Linked DNA regions of Mus musculus: region 2 is linked to region 1. A link is a loop called in an ENCODE intact Hi-C map of the cell type or tissue named here. Cell type or tissue: heart. All regions are shown on one strand. Each heading gives the region's core, and the rest is flanking DNA. Links, peaks and the distances in the headings are about the cores only.

What was found. Hi-C counts contacts between places; a loop is a spot of excess contacts. Peaks named below come from ENCODE experiments on the same cell type or tissue, not always from the same donor. Only the 100,000 strongest peaks of a DNase experiment are listed, where the experiment ranks them.
Region 2: it touches region 1 in a loop (1.8-fold over the local background); 6 of 42 quality-filtered maps call a loop at or near these places.

The regions. Positions count from the first base shown.
Region 1 is chr4:8,802,380-8,813,245 of GRCm38, reverse strand. It overlaps Chd7 (chromodomain helicase DNA binding protein 7), which reads right to left. Exons shown (of 38, transcript NM_001277149.1): 5 at 7,958-8,095; 6 at 6,885-6,950; 7 at 1,751-1,806. Among named protein-coding and RNA genes, the nearest start is that of Gm46841, 91 kb to the right of the region's middle. In heart, for the core only: no CTCF peak of the experiment used is centred there; no DNase peak of the experiment used is centred there.
Region 2 is chr4:8,696,581-8,707,446 of GRCm38, reverse strand. The region is part of intron 1 of Chd7 (chromodomain helicase DNA binding protein 7); the gene reads right to left. Among named protein-coding and RNA genes, the nearest start is that of Chd7, 12 kb to the right of the region's middle. In heart, for the core only: a CTCF peak has its summit at 5,180 (motif pointing left); no DNase peak of the experiment used is centred there; H3K4me3 peaks cover 309 bases; H3K27ac peaks cover 2,350 bases.

The DNA of each region.
Region 1 (10,866 bases), core at 3,099-8,098:
TCCTACATTCTCTATCTAATTACTGATCCTACAACTTGCAGACAGAGGACAAGCTGGGAGCACACTCTGACACCAGAGCTCCAAACAGGATAAGGGAAAAGACAGAGCCAGCTTAAAGGGATTCCCACCACTACATCTGTAGTGACGTGAGCAAAATAAATACTACTACCAGAGAGAAGAATTCAAATCTCAATAAAATGAACCCCCCTGACTATGAATTAGCCAGGGCAGAGAATAAAGGCCCAAGTATTCCACCAACTTAGCAAACATTACCATATTTAACAATCTCCAAGTATTTCAGATATAGATTAATCACAATAAAAAAAATCCACCCTACAATTTTTGCAACGTTCTTACAAATCTGAGTTAGCATCAAAACAAGTTAATAAAAACTTCTATTGAAAGCTTAATTTCTCTTTCATCTCCATAATAGTGCACAGGAAACCAGCTTAGTCCTCCCTTAAACTTCTTGTTGCCTGTTTGATAAGTCTTCTGGCTTGGCAGCAGTCCCTGGTACAGGGTCCTACACTGTCTTTGGAGCTTCCCACAGGTGAATGGATGGCAACCCTTGGGTCCCACCCACTCTGTCTCTGATGCCTGTCATCTATTGGTGCAATTACATGTCAATCAACACTTAACCCTCAGTCCTCCATCTGACTTGACACACCCAAGGGAAATCCCCCTGCAACTCATTTAGGTTACCCCCTCTTTGCCTATTCAGCTTCTCTCGTTAAGGATTCCCCACAGGAAATCACCTCATATGAACGATGTGCTTAGACATAAACTCACCATGAGGACACAATACTGATGGCAGCTAACATTTATTGTGCATTTTATTTTATACTGCCAGACTTCATTTCACTGACTCTCACAGTAAGACTGAGAGAGACTTTTTACTTAATGTTTTGCTTACCTCCTCAGAAGAGTGACCCTGTATTTACACAATGCAGACCAAAGGGACAAAAGCAGAGAAACATGGCACTCGGTGGTGACATTTTCCTGGGGCAATGTACTTTCTTAGGCTGTTTTCACAACAACTCCTAAAAATCATCCTTTAAAACCCAGGACTGATTCACCCGGGCTTTACATATGTCTTCTTCAGAGGAGCAAAGCAGAGAGAACAGATCTGTGGTCAGCAAAGGTGTCTGTCCTTAGCTGTGTGTCTGGTTAGGAAGGGCCTCTGTCTTCTTCGGGAGGGTAGTGACCAATCCTGAAAACCACACTGACTTGCCAAAGTGAGCACACAGATCCCATGACACAGCTCAAGGCAGCTGTGTTTCTCCATTCAGATTAAAACTAAACTAAACTAAACTAAACCCACTAAACAAATATTGGAAAGCAATGCACATAAAGCCAGAGCTCACTGCATCAAAGCCCGAGAGCATCCTGGGCCTCGGGGCCTCTGAGGGGCTACAGAGTTCTCATCACAGATGCAGGGAGAGGCGCAACCATGAAGAGCAAGAGCCACTCTTTGGGGGACAGTCAACTTCTACTTTATTTCACTATGATCACATCAGATGTTTCTATCTATGATGAGCTTCTTGCTTATATAAGAAAATTAGTCAACTTCTACACACTAAATATTTTCTAGAAAAGCATGTGCAAAGTACTACAAATAACAAAGTTAGGAGGAAACAGCCTTTCTGAGGCAGCAAAGAAACCATACCAAACTCTCCATGTTCACAATTCTTAAAGAGTCCTGTACTCCAGGTCTACCCTTCCCCGCTGAAAGGAGGAACAATTTACTTACAAGTTTTTGTACTTCACATAAAATTCCTCAACTTCTACCTCCTCGCCAGATTCCTTCTGCAATGAAAGAAGATTGAGGTACACACGTTAAAATCATATACCGACGATTTCAAAGGCAGCCACATACTCCCACAGGGGGACACAATGCCTGAGGTGGCCTGACTGGAAAGAGGAGCGCACAGGAAGCCTGGGCAGCCTGTGCCGTGGGGACTGACGTACTCAGGCACATGCACGCTGCTCCACTCAACGCGCTTGTGATTGTATGGCATGAATCATTTTAACCCCTCCCTAACCACATGCAGCTTCATTCACAACAACCTGACCCCAAGCCTGGCTGGCTGCCAAACCCGCAGTGTTAAGTAGACGCCAAGTGTACCATTTTCTCAGGCAGCAGCCAATTAGCAACTGCTCTCCTGAATGCCATATGTATTATTTTTGGCTGCCTCATGGCAACTTTACATTGTGGGTTTTGTAATGTTTTAAAATATTTAAAAGACATTTATTTCTCCATATAGTTAATAACTCTAAACAAGAAACCATATAAAAGGAAACCTTGCTCTTATGGTGGGACTCGGGGCATCACTACTCATGGTTTGAGTTTTACTCAGTGGAACAATTAAAGTCTTTCAGACAAGATGTCTCACACACATGGCAGCCAAATAAAATTAACACTTCCAATCCCACATTTCGGTGGGTTAAAATTGCGATGCATGTCCGCCGAGTCAAGAGCTTTCGGTGGTCAGAGTGCTTCCAGAAAGTACCGAAGACAACATCAATGCTATGGTTTAGAACCTCTCTTTTCCTTTTGGCTTTTGCTTTTGGAGTGTGAAAGGATTCATAATATGTCATTTTCTTACAATGTTTGAGCAGATAAAGCAAAGATGTAAACCATAAACAGCCTTTACCCACGTGTCAGGAAGTTCTTTTCTGCTCCTACGAGAGCTGGTGAGCTTGCCTGGAGGCTCACACATGGGTGCTGGGTGGTCTCATAGATCTTTGAAGAAAATGAGGGTGAACAGGAACATGGTTGGGGCCAAACAGGAGAGCCAGCGTGGAGGATGACAGAGGGCACATGTCTTATAAGGGCACTCCGGCTGGCTTCCATACATAACACTCAAACCACAGTTAAAGACCTTTTAGAATTCCCTCCAACCTTTTATCAGTTTCAATTAAATGTGCATTTTAAACTGCTTCTCACCAGTGCAAAGCCTAGATATTCTAGAATATGGCCAATACGTACGAACATCTCATTTTACTCTAGTGGGCTTATGAAAGGTCCTAACCATAACACAGCTTTGCTTTTTTTTTTTTTTTTTTTTGAGACAGAGTTTCTCTGTATAGCCCTCCTGTCCTGTCCTGGAACTCACTTTGTAGAGCAGGCCGGCCTCGAACTCAGAAATCCACCTGCCTCTGCCTCCTGAGTGCTGGGATTAAAGGCGTGTGCCATGTCCCCAAGTAAACAAAAATTTTGTTTGCTGTCTTCTGTTTAACTGGCTACACATAAAACATGGCCATGTTCTTCTGTGGAGCTTCAACTCCAGCTGCTAACTACATTTCACGTAAGTGTGCACATGCTTCCCGGAGAGAATGCTGAGTCATGACTCTCTACAAGAATTCACTAAAGACATCTCCTTTGTCCATCCTCCAGCAGCCCACAGTACCAGTGTGCAGAAACTTCCATACTCTGCAGACTCAATGAATGATAGGGTGATAACGCACAGCTTCACATACGCACACACACAAACACTGAGATCACTCCTTGGCCAGCTACTGTCTAACCTGACAGTGCTCTGAGTATTTTCATGAGTTCAATAGACATTTGAAAATGGGTATTCTTTTCCTTCCCCAGGAATGAATGTAAAGGAATCATAACAGGTTACAGGAAACCTGATGTTTTGGCTATATTAACATATTTGTCTCACTGTTCATGTGACCAAGGAGCCAAGCCTAGTTCTCTAACGTGGCCTGAAACAGCCGTTAGCACATGATAACCTGCACCCTCAAGGAAAGAATAGCCTTGCTAAATTAGACAGCTCTTCTACTCAAAACTATACAAATAATGAACAAAAAATGAAAAAGTATACAGAGAAGAATAATAAACTGCTTCTGGTCTAATATATTTCATACTCAAACAGAGATAGTGAGTTACAGAGTACTGAGTGAGAAAATAAAGATATTCTGGAGACTATAGTTAAGACTTTAACTTTATAAAATGTTCTATTTTTTATTGTTATGTTCAATTATCCTGGAATCTAATATAACTCCTTATGGAGAAAACATATGTTAAATAAAGAAAAATAAATGTTAGGGGATAGTATCTCTCCTGTGTATATAGTACACCCAGATTCTGACTCTAAGATAACTTCTGACCTTATGATTCTAAAAGGAAAAGGGCTTGGATTATTTTCTATAGATAGATGGCATATAGGAAGTGCTATAACTAAATATGGAAAACAAAACACCTATGCACTCTAAATATCTACACACACATTCAAACATACCTCAATGTTCATATACAAGACCCCTCTCCTGGGTCTTGGGGACATTAACTTGTGTTTAGGACAATATTTAAATGCCAAGCCACGCCCACTGTCATGGTGTGTGAAGCTGAGGTGGCTCTCCCTGGGAGACAATTCTTAAATTATTCATAGTAAGAGGAAGCACAGCTAGAGTCCACAGGAAAATATCAAATTTCTTTTTCTTTCCACGTGCAATATTGTCCCCTGTTATCATTTTTTAAAATGATAAACTTATAGCAATTATAAATTAAAGCAACGAATGTTGAGAACATTTGCAGTTTAAAAAGTTAGTGGCTGTTAATGGTCTGTCTCTTCTGATGGAGTTTTAGCAGCCTCTGAGCGGCGGCAGCGGATGAGCATCTGTGGGCTCTCTACAATCCTTACATTCAGACAGTTCCTGTCTTCCAGAGAACTTTTCCTACCAATTTTCTCCATTCCCACATTCACCAAGCCAATAAATCAGTGGTTCTCAACCCAGGTCATGACCCCTTTGAGGCTTGAACAACCTTCTTGCAGGGGTCACGTATCAGACACCCTGCTTATCAGATATTTACATTTCAATTCATAACAGTAACAAGATTACAGTTATAAGTAGTAATGAAAAAAATTTTCTGGTGGGGGGGGTCACCATAACATAAGGAGCTGTGTTAAAGGGTCACGAATTAGGGAGGTTGAGAGCCATTTCAATAAATGTTCCATCTTCATATACATCTGCAATGACATCTAATGCCTTACAGCGAGCCACACGGGGCTGTAATATCAATTTGTAATCCATAGGTACCTGCCAGTAAAGGTGGGCAGAGGGGGAAAAACTAAGTTCTTTGAAGCAGGCAAAACAGAAAGAAAAGCCATGTCCGCATCAGGTACAATCTCACTAGCTATGGAGAATAGAGTTAATTATAATCTCAGCTCTAAGCCTGCTAAGTATGCCTGCCGAAGTACTACAAGTTCAACAGACATGAGTGCATCCCATTCCAAGAACACAGCTATCTTCCTCAAGTAGCGCCAGTCCAGTGAAGGGGACCACTCTTTGAAGCATGCCAACTATTTACATTTTACCATATATCTGTACTCACAAACTAACAGTTCTAGAGACATTAGGAAAAGGCAGCCTTTGTAACGAGCTAAGTAGTGCTCGTGTCTGTTCCAACACGTGACAAACCTGCCTTGGTTTTTATCATTTGATCCATTAGGGCATGAAGCTACAAACTCAGTTACCAACTGCATCCTCCACACTCCACCTCAACACCCGATTTGAAGTACGTTGACTTGTTGCTCCGGATAGTTTTTATAGGAGCATGTAGTGTATATGGTAATAAGTGTGCAAATCCTGAGTATGTGAGAAAAGAGGGACATGCAAGCCTACTGTTGGTGCAGGGGTATCTCAATAAGCTCTCAGTTTAAAAAATACAAGTTCTATTTTTATGTATGTGTGCGTGCACATATATGACTGCAGGTCAAGAGAGGGCATTGGATCATTTGGAGTTGGCGTTACGTTACAGGTCATTTTGAAACATTCAAAAAGGGTGCTGGGAACTGAACTCATGTCCTCTGGAAGCAGGAAGTGCTCCTGACTTCTCAGTCACCTCTTCAGCCCCAACCGATGATACATTAACAGAAACAATTGTGTTAAGTGCCTGTGCTCACCAGTATTTTGTTGCTGGTAGCGTGCTTGTCTGTCTGTCTGTCTGTCTGTCTGTCTTTATTTTCCCTTGTCTGATAGTTGATAAACTTTAGGACAGCATCTAAGTTCCATGATTCTCTTGGCCACTGGGAAACTATACCTTGCATTCATTTTACTAAAAGAAATCACATTTGCTCTACATTTCAAAAGCTATGAAGAACTACTCAGGCTTGCCTGGCTGACGTATATCCACAGTACCTACTTTCTGGAGATACAAGCTCAGCATTTCCCAATCTGGGCAGGAAGGCAACTGACTCGGAGCAGAGAATTCCCAGTGCTTAGAGAACATAATGGAGTTCTTCTTTCTAACGCGCCTGGGCCACGAGCTTACCTGCTGCCACTGGCAGGCACTTTTGCTTATCAATATGAACTGTATCGGTAATAAAGATACTTTCAACATATTAAGTTATTTATGCAAAAAGTTGTAAGCAGCGTGATACAACGTCTGCTTGCCCCAGTAACAGACCGAGCCTGATGAGGGCATTGGGAGCTCCCGAGCAAGGTCTTCTTGGGAGCATTTTCTATGGAAAAGGTTGTCTGTACCTCTGGAAGTCTTAAACATTTCTTTTGAGTTTCTTGACTTCTCCAAATAGGGTTACAAAGGTTGATACATCTTAAGGTCATTGCTTAATGGAGTTTTGATTTCATTCCAGAGCAATCAATCACCAAGGGGATGCGAAGTATCACCCGACAGACACTTCATCTTATGATAATGTAGCCATTGGGCTTTTCTTTAGTTTTATTTGTTTGTCTTTTTGCTGTTACTTTTTTGAGACATGGTCACATGAAGAAACAGCTGACCTGGAACTCCTGATCCTCCGCACCCACCACCATACCCCGCGCCATAGTGGCATCTTAACAGGGCAGTATGCAGCAAACCACCTGGACGATCACCCCATGGGATCCTCATCTTTGCACAGGGCGCCGCTCACCTGCTTTTTCACTAGGCGGCTGCTCATAATCTTCTCCACCACTGGGCCTTCTGCATCAACAGATTCCTGAAAAAGAGAAAGTGGTATCAGCCGATCCCACTGGCAAGCCATCTGACCTGTGCTGCAAGCGCGAGTGGGAAAGCACCACTCCCCTCTGCCCATGCCTCCTGCCCTTTCAACCACAGGGCCCAAAGTTAACAGTGGGAAAAATTACTAAAAACAAGAAAAACCTCACACTACATACAGCAAGGCAAAGGAAGGGCTGTGCTTATGACTTCCTGACTGTGTGGTTAATTACGGAGAGAAGCACAGTCCCTCAAGCCACAACGCATCCTCCCTGGCTGCTAAGGAAAAGTAACCTGTGCGCGACAGCCGGTCAGGAGCAACTTCCCTGCACCGATATTCACGGACTGAATGCTCCCTCTGCCCTGCTACTGTAGGCAGCTCTGTCCTATGGAGGCTGTGTACAACAATTTAATAGAGATCCGATTGCCAGCTAAACACCAAGCTGCATTTAATAGGGCCTTTCAACTGGCAGCCAGTTTGTTAACTAAAGTACAGTAAGAGCAAAAAAAAAAGAATAAATAAAATCTTTGCAATAATCAATTCTGTTACTGCCCGAGCTACATACAAACTATTTTATCCATCATTTACATTGCACAGAAAATACAGTGTGCCCTGCTGGGTACTCCAAGGCAGTAATTTTATAAAGGGGTTCTGACGGTGCCAAGCAGCAGGAGATGAGCTCGAGTGGTTTATTATGGTTCCGGGAGCTACAGCACTGAATTCTCAGAGGTTCATAGTCTAGCTCAGACTCTTCCTCAGCAGAGACATTTAATTCTCCAAACCTCTGGCACATTACATATCATTGCCTTGTATAAAAATGAATTTGAGCAAGTAGGGCTTTTTAAGATACTACTGAACAATGAATTTCCCACGACACGTCAGCCAACATCAGCAGAACATTCCCCTGCCCCAAGTCCACCTCTGCCACTGAACTGCTTGGCTTCCAGGCATAAGTTCCCAGTCCACCCTGAAAGCACACATGAAACGGCGCAAGCCTGGCTGCCGACCTGCTGCTCTGACTGCGAGGTGTTGGATGGGGAGTCTCTTCCAGCAGCATCTGCATCATCTGCCTCCTCATCAGAAATCTTGAACTCCAAATCTTCAGTGTATCGCTTCCTCTTCACCTGCCTGCTGGACCGCCTCTTCTACAACAGAAGCCCAACAGTGTGAGTGTTAAAGGGCAGGCTTTGGGGCTCTGTAACACGGTACACAGTAGTAAGACTGCTTTCCTTCCTCCTTTCCTTTTCTAAATCTTAAAGGAAAACTGGCAATTTTCATCTAGAATGCCGAGTGAAAAGACATTGTGACAACCACAGCAATTATCTGGAGATATGGGGTCCTAGGACCTTGTAATGCTGCTGCTCCAAACAGCAGTCCCTTCAACAAGAACACACGGGTACAGCAAACCTTGTCCCTCACTTGGCCATCTCCATTGCGGGCAGTGGCAATACCGGAGGTGCACAGTGGACCTATGGCAGTCTAGCACACTCTGCTCTTATTTCTCTATGACTGAAAAGTATAATGTAGAGAGCCCACCAACAACAGTGCATTAGAAAATAATCTACAGGCTATAAAGGTTAATACAAACATTGTTATATTGTTATTTCTCAAGGTATTCCAATGCACTTTACTCTGGGGCCTGAAAGAAACAGTTCGGGGCTGGAGATGTCCGCCTCAGTGCTAAGCACTTACGAAGAATGCACAGAGCCCCAGGTCAATTCCTAGTCCTGGAGAAGGAGGGAGAAGTGGGAACCACACGCACATCTCATAATGAGTAGCTTTGGTAAGTAGGGTGGCGTTGTTTGTTTGTTTATCTGGGGACAGATTCTCACTATGTAGCCAGGGCTGGCCTGAAATTCACAACCAAGCTAGGCTCCAACCCCCAAGAGGTCTGCCTGTCTCTGTCTCCCAAATGCTTGGATTAAAGTTGTGTGCCACTCTGCCTGGCAGTTCTAGTTTTAATACAACTTTTTACCATGCTGCTGCAAATGTCAAAGCCTGGTAGTCAGTACGACTGCTGGCGAATGTTCATGTTTGTGGTCAAGCACAACCCGGCACAGCCTGTGCAGGACGACATAGATGTGTGAAGCCTATGACCTACCAGCGCCACTTCCGGTAAGCTACGTGATATATTTGGAAATCTGTCCATGGTAAATTGATGAATGAAAGCAAATCACGTGACTGCAAAAGTCACTTATGACTCTACTTAAGACAAATGCAAACTGTTTCTCTATCTGGATGGGCAGACGATCAAGAGCCCTCTGAAGAGGAAGAGAATCTGCTGCTTAGGCGCAATGCATAGCGCTTTACTTCTCTACCGCTCCAGAAATACTCCTGGAGAAGCTACCTGTGTGTGCTTCCGCTAACAGGGACAACCTGAAGAAATAAAAAGTGTTACTAGGTATAAGGTTCTCTCTGAATGAAGAGAGAGAATGAGTGGGGGTAGGGGTAGAACACTGTAATTTCAGCCCTAAAAGAAAATCCTTTTTAAAGAAATAAATTTCTTTTTAAAGAAATAGAGAGCAAAAAATAGGAATAAATAATGAAAGGATAATGACGCCACCGAGGAATACAGGACACAAACATTTTTCTAAGAATTACGAACTGCTGCTTCTTAAAGATTCATCAATTGTGCAGGCCAGCATTAAGATGGGAGGACGTAAAATATTCATCATACAAATGAAGAAGACATGACAGACACTGTGATCTCTTGGGGCAAGACCCACACGGCCTCAGGACGGTACCTCATAGCCTGAGAACGATTCCATTTAACCTGCTTTATAAAGATACTTTTGGTTAAAATCAGTGTGTCCTGAGGAGAAAATGAAAATGTGGCCTTGCTGTGGCCGCACCTTGTGAAAGAGTCAGTTAGAGTTAACATGTCATTAACTCTTGATGAGCAACCAGAGCATTGGAACTTTTCCCTCAAGCCCCTCACAGATGCACCACAGGAAGAAGTGTAACAAACACGCAGCCTGCGTCATCACTTCCTGTAGCAGGCACCAGGAAGACAGCTTTCTAGGCAGTTTCTGTGGCCGCCTGACTTTGGCTGTTGAATGCAGAACTGTTACTGAGACAATTAGATGGAAGCACGGAGCTTGGCCTGAACTGCTAAGTGCTTTTCCGTACCTAAAATACAGGGTGGAAAGTGGACACAAGGCAAGGAAAAGAGTGGAAAGAAAAGGGAAAATGGGGGGCGGGGGGAATCCCGGAGGAAATCCCACCCCAAACAGTAGTTCATTAGTCAGAACGGGAAATAATTCTTTTGTTTTGAGGCAGGGTCTCCTTTGGTAACTTTGGCTGGCCTCAAACTGGCAAGTGCTGGGACTAAAGGCATGTGCCACTACATCAGGCCTGTGAGAACAATTCTTAATATTATCCAAATATTTTTGTTGTAAAGTCCCAAAAGAGCACATTAAGACAAAACAACCTCAAGGATACAATGAATTTCATTATACATTCTTAGTTCCAAACTCCTTAACCAACTTTTAAGAGAAGATTCAGCACGGTTGTTGAGAGCACTTGTTGCTCTTGCGGAGGACCAAGGTTTGATTCCCTGCACCCACGTGGTGGGTCACAACCATCTTCAACCATTCTACCTTCTTAGAACCTTCTTCCAGGATGTTCTACTCAAGAAGAATGCAGTATTCAAGCTGAAGTTCTCTGCAGGGGGCCACATATTACAGACCCTTGGGCCTTGGGTAGGAAGATCTGAGGATATATTACAGGTAAGAGGAAGCCCAACTGGTCCCTAAGGGCTGGCTGCCTATTCCAATGGGACCCACTCCCTGATAATTCAGATGTCACTTGCACAAGCCACATTCCCAGCCATCCCAAAGGACCAGACTGGCATGCATCCACGGAACCTATCAAGGAAATAACTCACAACTGTCATGCATACTTTTGAGACCTCTGT
Region 2 (10,866 bases), core at 2,581-7,580, 110 kb after region 1:
GTATGTTTGCTTTTGTTTTTTTTGAAGACAAGGGAGGGAGGTCTCCTAATTTCAGCTGGCCACAGAAGAAAATTTATTTGGGTAAGGAAAATACTTCAAATACCGGCAAGCCAATCTAAGGGGTGGAAAAACAAACAAACAAACAAACAACCTTAAGGCAAAGTTGCATTGGGGGTGAGGGAGCTATAATTAGTTAAATTTACTCTTAAAACTCAAAAGATTCCCTGTTTATACCACAAAAGTGGTGAAAAACTATGACCTTGCATACAGCGTGTTATTTGTCTTCTCTGATTTTACAATCCTCTCAGTATAACATCATGAACACAAAAGGTAAGGAAATAGTGAAATAAAAACTACTGCAAGTCAATTAATTTATTAAGCGCTAACAGCGCACAAAGCAGAGTAGGGTATTCGGACGCACTGCTGCATTAATCCCCATTTGGCTGAAGCGCTGTCACCACCGCCAGGTGCAGGTGAAGAAACGGAGTCCTAAGTGCTGTGCAACTTGCTACTGATAAGCAGAACTAGTTAGTCATTTGTTCAAAGCCACAGCTAGTAGACAGCTCAGTATGGATTCAATCCAGAGCTGCTCAACTCCGGCATCACAGCTTTTAACTATAGGAAACTATCAGTCTTTATAACTCTCCATTTTTTTAAAACTATCTTTTAAATTGATATATTTGTCTTCTGTTTTTTCCTATGACTGATCTAACCACAGTTAACATACTGTTTTGTGTTCTATTCTTTGAAACCTTCTGTTGTCCTCAAGTGTGATCTGCATTGTCTACATGATATTCTAACATAATACAGCATAAATTAAACCATCCCCAACTTCAGTGTGACCGCTCTCTTGTAACAGCTGACAGGCCTCCAGACTGCTTCTCAGGGCCGATGGCTGACACCCTATCGTGGCCATATATAAGCATCCTTGATACACACAGCCTTGTATGTTTGTATGTTTTAAGCCTCTGGCAATAGCAAGGAATAAGGTCTCAACACACTCTGGGGAAAAGTAATCATTTAAGTGTTCACAATTTGGTAAGAGAAGGGTTATTTTCAGTAATAATCTGGGGCTGGGGTTATGGTTTGAGAATGAATGGGTTTTGCTATGTAGCGCAAGCTAGGTTCTAACCTACCAGTGACCCGGCCCTGCTGAGCCTAAGTGCTATACTTAAAGCTGTGTTCCTTGGAGCCTAGCATAAATTACTCACACAATTTGCAAGTTTTTGTAACCTAGTGATGAATTAAGTTCTCCCCTTCTCCCCCTCTGATTGGTCCCTTCCTGTTTGAGGTGGGGCCTGACCCCTCAGAGTATACTCAGGTACCATCCCTGAGAGTCACAGGTTACCCTCATCAACACTCACCATAGACTGACTATCTTCATCCTCCAGTCCGTTTCCCCCGCCCTTAACAAAGTCCCACTACCTCCTGGCTGGGCTATTTCAACAGCCTCTGACTTTTTGCCTCTAGTCTCTCTCTAAATGCAATACATCACACATTGCCAAACTAACCTTTCATCTCCATTTCCATCGTGTAACCTCAGTGAGAATCTCACCCAGGCTGAACCTCCAATTGCACCACAACCCAACCCTCTCCTTACTCTCCAACCTGCTACCCTTCTCCTGGACAACACTCCCTGCCTCCGGAGGCAGGCTCTGAGACTGAAGGCTGAGAGAAGTGGGCAGAAGTGGGGGACAGTGCTGTGTCCCTCTCCAAAGGGCCACAGCTCCAAGAAAGCCACCCTGATGAGACGGTGCCGAGACACTAAGCCCTGCCGTGGCCCCCGCAGGCTGTCTGGGTGGGCTACCAGGTTCCTACCAGGGCCTTTGGCTGATGGTAGCCCACTCTGTTCACATTACTTCACTGCTAGCACGCTGACCACGCCTCGACAACACAAAGTCCTAGCACTTTCTCACACACAGTGTCTCCATCACCCATATGGTCACATTAGCCTGTACTTCCAAGCAAGGGGAAGCATTTCCAGTGTCTCCTAAAACCTAGTGCAATCATAATTTTACATAGCATACCTGCAACAACAGTAAAGTCAGACCAAAGGGTCAGCAAGAACAGCCTGCAACTCTGTGCATAACTCTAGAAGCTCATAAAGTCCGTTCCCACCAAGCATAGCCACGCTTCCAGATGCCAACAAGATCTTGCTGGAGGTCCCAAACGGAAACTATCAGTGGCTCTTCAAAGATATAAATCTGAAAATCGTAAGAGTTCTTTCCTGGTTTTAATGGCCATGTTTCTTGATTCTTTCATGTCCTTCTTAAAGCTGACAGGGTCATGGACCTCTATGCAGAAATTCACACTTGAACAATTTTGGATAGGCCTGGATTTCTGAAGCCCACTCCTAAAATCCCACTGACAAGGTAAGTTCCTTTTCTCACTATGGGCATTAGCTAAGGGACCACAGCTCTAGCATCTCCGTATACAGCACAATTCCTAGAATCAGCTAACTTCAGCAACTGGCTTCTCCCAAGGTATTCCATGAGTGGTTTTAGGGTTTTTTGTTATTGTTGTTAATACCATGCTAAAATATGACATGGTGGGGATGGATGGTCGATCCATGGATCACTAGTGTGATCCATAAAAAAGCAAATGTTAGCAGTATTCTACATAGTCGCCGGGAATGTGGTAATGGGGCCACAATAACTTATCTCTTCTTCCCTACCCACATTCTGAACCAGCTGGAAGAGGGCCACACAGGGGCCACCGCCCAATCTCTCCGATAAGGAACCTCTGCGTAAAACTCCCTGGCCCAGCAGCACTTGGAGCCTTAGCCGTGGAAGATGCCTCATAAGCCTTTCCTGGAGGCACAAAGCTGAAGCCATCCTACTCACTGTGGTTACAGAAACCGAGAGAGCTCGTCTCCAAAACACCACAGCCAAGAGAGCAAGGTCACAAGGACACAGGTGTAATTCAGGGAGATGCCCTCCACAGGCGCAGGCAAGAAGCAAGGGAGGTTCCCCTAAACAGGCCATCTTCCTGGGCAAAGAATAGTGATAGGCAAATATGTTCTCAAAAGTACACAGTGGGGGAGGGGGCACAAAGACACCAACACACAAAACAGGGAGTGCTGAAGATGTGGTACATCCCAGCTAAGCAGCTTCCTGTGCCTGGCAACCAGGGCGTGTGCAGGACCTAAGATCCAGAATAGCGAAGAGTAAACTTTTGTTATAGTTCTACAAAAAGGAAGCGGAGGTCATGGTGCTTTGTAGACAGTCTGGAACACTAAAGATGGAGTCTGACCTTTGGTACTAGAAATAATGGTTTTGGGAGTCACATGTGGAAACAGGAGCTGAAGCTGGGATCCTGAAGCAGACCTACAGAGGGCCAACAACAAAACACACAGGAAGGAAGAAAAGGAAAGCCAACATAGGCTGCATGAGGGAAAGCTCAGGACCCCAACAGCCTGCTCCCCAAGCTCCAGAACAAGTAACAAGAATGGGTCAGTAAACCTAAGACCAGAAGGAAACAGCTTCACTTCTGCTTGAACACTGGCGTCTTGATCTACCAGCACTACACTACGAAGCCCTGCACTAACCCACTCACTCACTCACACACTCACTCGACTACTTTGAACAAGCTCTTGTTTAAACACATTGTATGCCTTTGGAAATCACACTGGCTTATGATGAGTACACTGCTCCCAAAAGATGATGCCCCTTACCGATTTCTCTTTGCACACACCTATCATACACATCAAAACTCCTCCTGAAACAAGCTCTTAATTAGGCCATGGACTAGTTTGCCAAAGAATGGCTACAAATTACCCACATCGATGTAAAAATGTAACAGTCCCTCATTAATAACATTCCAAATACATTGTAACAATTTTTATATTGTATTTTCTGAATCCTTTCCGTCTCCATAGTAGACTCACCCACTGGAAAAAAACCAATGATAGTCTAGTCATGCTTTAAGGGTTATAGACAGCAATGAGGGCCAACACTGTGAACCTGAACCATACCAAGACAAGGCCCAGGGCCAACCCCATACAGGAAGGAACAGGGGAGAAGGAAATAAGAACAGAGGCAGCATGGGAGAAGGTTCTGGACTCCCAGCCATCGGGATCCTCAGCCCGACCCTGGGTAACAGCAGTCAGGAGCACATCAGAAACAACGCAATAACCATTCCGACTCTAGAAACACATGGGCATTTTAATTCCACAAAGATGGCTTGCAGATGAAGAGGCTGCATTTTCTGTGAGAAACGCACTGGCAATTTTTACAAGAATGTGAACTCCTGCTTTAAACGCCTTGAAACCTGTTCTCAGGACCTCCTCCCCTCCTGAAACAAGTCAAACCCATGTCCAGATCCAACAGTGGGCCGGTAGACACTCACTCTACAGGTCTGACCGGTAAAGGTATGACTGGTCTAAGTACTATGTTGTGATCCAGAAAGGGTGACCCCAATGATGTTACCCCAGCTCATCTGCGAGTTCTCAAATCCTGGGCTATGGAGAAAGACAGACAATGCCAACGACTCTCCAAAGTGTCAACAAGCCTGAATTTCTGCAACTCCTCCACAGACTAGCCACATCTCCTTCACCATCAAAGACCACGGTCATCAAAAAGCTAGGGTACAGACTTCCCAGCTGAAAGAAGCAGAGCAGCAGATGGCCACCAGAACTCAACTACAGCTAAGCCCCTCAGTGTGCTCAGAAGTCAAGAAATGGCCGCTGGCATCCAGTTCTGTCCTCATTAATGCATTTGACAGTGACAGGGCAGTCTCCCTTTTCTACCAGGCACTCACAGCTAACGGTGACTTAGCATCCCAGTCTATCCTCAGAAAGCTTGCTTTTGTTTCTTAGAGACTTATTTTCATTCTCTGCATATGCATGTTTGTCTGCATGTTTATACCCAATCTGCATGTTTGGTACCCACAAAGCCAGAAGGCAGCACTGGGTCCCTTGGAACTGGAATTAAGGACAGTTGTGAGGCCCCATGTGCTGTAAACTGAACCTTGGTCCTCTGCAAGAGCAGCTAGTGATATTAACTGCTGGGAAAACCATCTCTCTAGCCCCTATTTACATCTGGGGGGGGGGGTTAATTTTGTTTGTTTTTTAATAAGTAGAGAAGTGGGTTTGGACTGACTGCTCTTCCAGAGGTCCTGAGTTCAGTTCCCAGTAACCACATGGTAGCTCACAACCGTCTGTAATGGGATCTGATGCCCTCTTCTGGCATGCAGGTGTATGTGCACATAGAGTGCTCATATACCTAAACTAAAGAAATTAATTTTAAAAACTGAGTGGGAAAGTGGTAAGGACAAAGAGTAATCTGGATAAATGGGATTCTGTAAATAAACTCTTCTAAAGCAAAGAGTATTTTTGTAATAAATTATTTACTTTTACAATACACACGTTGGTGTTTTACCCTACATGTATGAGAGTGTTGGACCCTGACAACTGTGAACTGCCACATGGTTGCTAGGAATTGAACCTGGATCCTCTAGAAGAGCAGTCATTGCTCTTAGCCATCTCTCTAGGCCAAGACTAAAATTTTACAGGTACCAAAAACGTTTTAACCAGAAACTCAATGTATTCAAGCCTATGCCAGTTTACTCAATCCTGAAAGACACAGAAATGTAAAATAGCCAGAAATTCACCATGAGAGTTTGTTAACTTTTTGCTTGCATGCCATAGCATACATGTGGAAATGAGAAGACAACTTGCAGGCGGCTACTTTCTCTTCCCACCATGTGGTCCTCAGGAGCTGAACTGAGGCCATTAGGTTGGGAGGCAAGTGGCTTACTTTCTCATCCTACCAGCCCTGTGATACATTATTTCCATTTGGGAAAGTAATGTCACCACTTAAGATTTTATCGTTCCCTTTTAAAATACACTGGCAAGGAAAACCATGCCATGACATACAGGTCTGCAGATGTACACAAATCCACTCTGTATGCATCTAGGCAAGGGCTAGGTGTCACGTCATGATCAGGATAAATTTTGAGAGCTGCTTCTTCAGTTGATGGCATTTTGTGAACAGCCTAAGGTACACTTCCACGAAAATGACTGGCATCACTGGGCGACCCGACGCTTTGGGACTGAATGTTATCATGTGGTGAGTGACTGCCTCTGACTGGGTGTAACGTTGTGGAGGAGGTCTGTCTTGGGTGCTAGTAGAAGCAGTCTGCAAGTATTTCAAGTCAATGTTCATACAAGGGACCAGAATGATGGCATGCTGTGACTGCAAGCCATGTAGCATCAGAATCAATGATGCCGAGGGCAGTGAGAAAAAGATGCCCAGCGAATTGTAACTTGGATCAACACTGGGGAGAAACTTCAAGAAAAACAGTTCTTCAATAAACTAAATAATTCAATGCTGACTGTGTCCTGGACTGAGCAATGGAGACAGGGCTGGCATGGAGGGAGTTTCGTGATGAGCCTGTGTCTTTTCAGGTTGAAGTGTCTGCAACTGATAAGATATGGCATCTGAGGAGAGGGGCCTCACAGACTATAGTCCATTAATAGGCAAATTGCAGTCTCTGATTCTCTCCAGGAACTATTCTAAAAAGCACAAGTGCACAAGATCTGCCTGTTCCTCAATCCTTCTAAGATCTGGGCGGTTCCCATAGGAGCATCCAAAGCTTCCTCTACAGACAGCAGTGGCACAGGCTGGCAAGTGTACCTGTCCGGACTCCAGTCAACTGTACCCATTAAGTACTGTGAACTTGGAAAATTATATTCAGCAATCTCAAAAGCTACCTTTCATCACCCTATAAAATGACAATTACTATCCCTACCTCAGCATTCTCCCTAATCCTACTTCAGGATCTGGTGAGAATTGTTTGTGTAGACAGCTTTGTAAAATGCTAACGCTCAAAGTCCATGCTCAGTAAATGCTGGCTGTATGGATCGTGAGTCTTCTTCTAAGAACTTTCACTTTCCTGTCCCTGTCTGAGAGGCAGGACCCTTCTGTGGGAGCTTCACCAAGTCTCCTCTTTCCTGAAATTGAACTGTCCACATGTCCTAGCTGCCATTCAAGTCCCCAACTCCAGCCACAAGCTCACTCCTTACCCAATAATCAGAAGTCTGGAAATGAGGAAGTCATGTGTTCTAAGACTGGAGGACCTGGCGTTCCTATGAACTCTGACATTTTACACTTCAGAACGGAGTGACCCTGTCCAGGCTACTAGCCGTAAAGAATAATGTCATCTGCTACGTGAACAGCAGGTTTAGGAGAAAGAAGAAATCGTTGTCTAGAAAGACATCAGTAACGCAAGGCAGAGAGCACAGGTGAAGCAGGAGGGGACGAAGGACTCCCTGACACTGTCACTTTGAGAAGCAGAGACTTTGGAGTCATGGCTGCAGGAACCAAGAGCAGCAGGATCGGGTCACTGCCGTCTGGCCATTCTGCTGGAGGAAGTGCACACAAGCACGAACTTTAAATGTCTAGACCGAGAAAAAGTGAAAACTGCAGATCCCATCGACACTGCAGGCCACTCATTCTTATCTACTCTGCATTTAAGATGAGAGTCTGGGGAACCTTTATAATTAAAAACAAAATCAAGGACTGGCAAGATTGCTCGGAAACTACAGGCATTTGCTGCCAGACTTGATGACCTGTTTGAGTCCCCAGGACTCGCACGGTGGAAACAGGGAACCAACATGATCAGGCTGTCCTCAGTGCTCCACAGGCACATTGTGGCATGTGCCACATGTGTACACATGCAAAATAAATAAATATAACTTTTTTTCTAAACATAAGACACACAGGTTGATGGGTTCAACAACTAAAGGTCAGCTGATAAACATAACAACTGCTCACCCAGTAGGCCATATGGCCTGATCCCACGCTTCTGGTAGCGTGAGTGTCCACTCATCTCACCGCATCTTTGGTTGGGTGGTTGTATCAGAATCTCCACCATTATGATTCATACCTGGTCTTTCTAGCATAAGAGTTCAAGTTTCCAGCCACCACAGGGTATGGATGTGTGGTCTCCACAAGTTCTTTCATCTCCGCTGGAGAGAAAGAGTCTTAAGGGTGAAAGACACAGACTATGAACATTAAGTGCAAATAAGCAGTATGGATAGAAACAACCTAGGCTGACAAGATTCAGCAAAAGAAGTTATGTGGTTGTAGCATTGTCGCTTGTACTTTTAAAGGACCTTTTTCTTTTTCTTTTTTCAATACTTTACTTATTTTTTAGAGCACTGATTGGTGTTTTGCCTGTTTGTATGTTTGTGTAAAGGTGTCAGATGCCCCTGGAATTGAAATTTCAAACAGTTGTAAGCTGTGATGTGGGTGCTGGGAATTCAACACAGGTCATCTAGAAGAGCAGCCAGTGCCCTTAACATCTGAGGCATTTCTCCAACCTTTTCTTATTTCACACAAGTAAAGCTGGTCTGGGTGTCACAGTAGCTAAAAGGCTATACAAGCAGGCTCTAGAATCTAGCCAATCAGGATTCAAGCTCCTCCACCACCAACTGAAATGGGATGGCTCTAGGGAACTTAACCTCTCAAGCCTCAGTCTCTTCAGCTGCAAAATGGGGATAATTCTACCTGAAGTTGGTTTTGATGAGTAATTAAAGACCCACTAAAACACTCAGCACAGGCTATGGTGTAACTCAGTGGTACAGTCTATGTTCACTTTGTAAAGTCCTGGACTCAATGCCTGACTCCCACGGGTTGTTCTCTGACTTCTACACACACACACTGTAGCACAAGTATGTGTGTACATTTGCACACTCATGCACACACACAGGGGCGCACACTCTCACTATTACAATTACTGTTATCTTTTAAGATATCTTGTTCTTTGCTTTTCTTCGATGCAACACACAATTTAATCAAGACTTTGAAACTTTCAGAGGGTTGGCATGACTTTCCTAACATGTTCAAACACAAACAAGGTCAAGTACATAAAAATATATAAACTACCACAATGGAGGCTTTTAAGTTCCCTCTAAAAATCAATGGTTAACAGTGCACGGGCCCCACCCACACATAAAGTAACTGCCTGGCCCACACACTATAAAATGTATCTGATCTTAAGGCTTATTCTTGTGGTAGAGCTGTACTAGAACTATTACTCAGCTAGAGAGCACTAGCAAGCATGGAGTTACAAGCTAAATGTATGCTTATTATTCTGGAAGGGACATCTCATTGTTTACCTGCTCATGTTAAACATACTTAATGGTTTTTAGGTGTTTAAATGGTAAGTACACCTATAATTGTCTGAAATATCAACAAAACAGATTTCTACTATGCCCCAGTCTCTCCGAAAAAATAGGAGACACAGTACACTCCTTAAATGGTTACAGTAGTCCCCAAATCTGCTGCAGAACTGGGGGGTAAGGGGCGGAATCAATTAGCAAGGTATCTAGAGCCCAGATCCACTGCTAGTCTGTTTTAAGATGACATTCCCAAGAAGAGGCTGCACACCAATGCTCACACAGGTCTGATTCCTAGCTGTTCCCCACACAAAGGCTGAGGTAAAAGCGCATGCCATCTGCAGTCCTCAGTAGCAGGAGCTGTGCCTGACCCCGTACTGATTAAAATAAATGCATGGTGTAGAATTCAAGCCCACCATATGACCTCTGCTGCCTCCTTAGTCACTGCTGAAGTCAGGAGAAGAGGCAGCCCCCAAGTGCACAGTCACTTGAGGAGCCCACTAATACCTAGACTGCAGGAGCTGCCAGCACCTTTCCATTACCACAGAGCTCCTGTGGACATGACCTCTCCAACCTCAGAAACACACTACTGACAAACCAAACAAAAGGAAGCATCTTAAAGGAATTCTTAGCAAGTTGTAACTAGGAGGTCTGGGGAGATGGCTCAGAGGTGAAGAGCACTGACTACTGTTCCAGAGGGCCTGGGTTCAATTCCCAGGAACCAGATGGCAGCTCTCAACTGTCTGTAACTCCAGAACCCAACACCCTCACACAGACACACATGCAGGCATCAAGGCATATAAAAATAATAAAATTTTTAAAAAGAATAAAAAAAATTGAAACTAAGAAGTTGAAGAAATAGTATCAGAAATACACTCCTATCAAAGAACTGGCAAGGGCCACCTGAAATGTTGGTCTCTTATACTAAGAGACCTTCAAAAATAATAACTGCAAGGGAGGACATCTTCATTTGCAGACAAAAAAATAAAATAAAATAAAATAAAATATAAAACCAACCAACAACAAGTAGCAACACAAAGTCTGTCTTAATGTTAATACACAGTATTTTCATAATTTGTTAGTTCAAATATTATTAAAATCCACTATTCAAAAGCTTTTCTGGGTTTGTCAATCAACACCTCTGCTACCAGCAACCATGATGTATAATCTACTTTTACAATGAAACAAAGTATCTCTGAAGATAATTTGCATATTAAACTGGTTTGTACATACTCCACTAAACACCAGGTAAGTATTCAGGCCAAGGCTGTTATTTTTTCTCCAATTACTTAAATAATATATTCATTTCTCCAACACCCACGTAGGACGCAACGGTCTCAACACAATTAACTCCCTCCAAGTGAGAAGCACAGCCAGAGAGCACATGGCACCCACGAGCTATCTCCTGGAAGCCCAAGGACCTTGCTCGAATACGTAACAAGCAACTAAAAAGAGCTTCCAGAAGAGAGGACACAGAAGGGCAAACGTGGCCAAGTCTGGCTACCGCAGGATTCGTGCTTAGCCTCTGATGAGCAAACTCCTACAGAGTGCTACAAGCTAGACCAGAAACAGAAAAATGCTACACACAGAGCCAGCTGGGACGGTCACCACCCTCATCCCATTGCTGAGCCTGCCAGCAATCCCTAGTGGGTTTTCACACGCTAACATCTGAGGGTAAGTAGTAGATTATGTGTGAGCAGTCTGAAATACTACTAACAATGGAAAAAAGGTCACAACAGTGACCC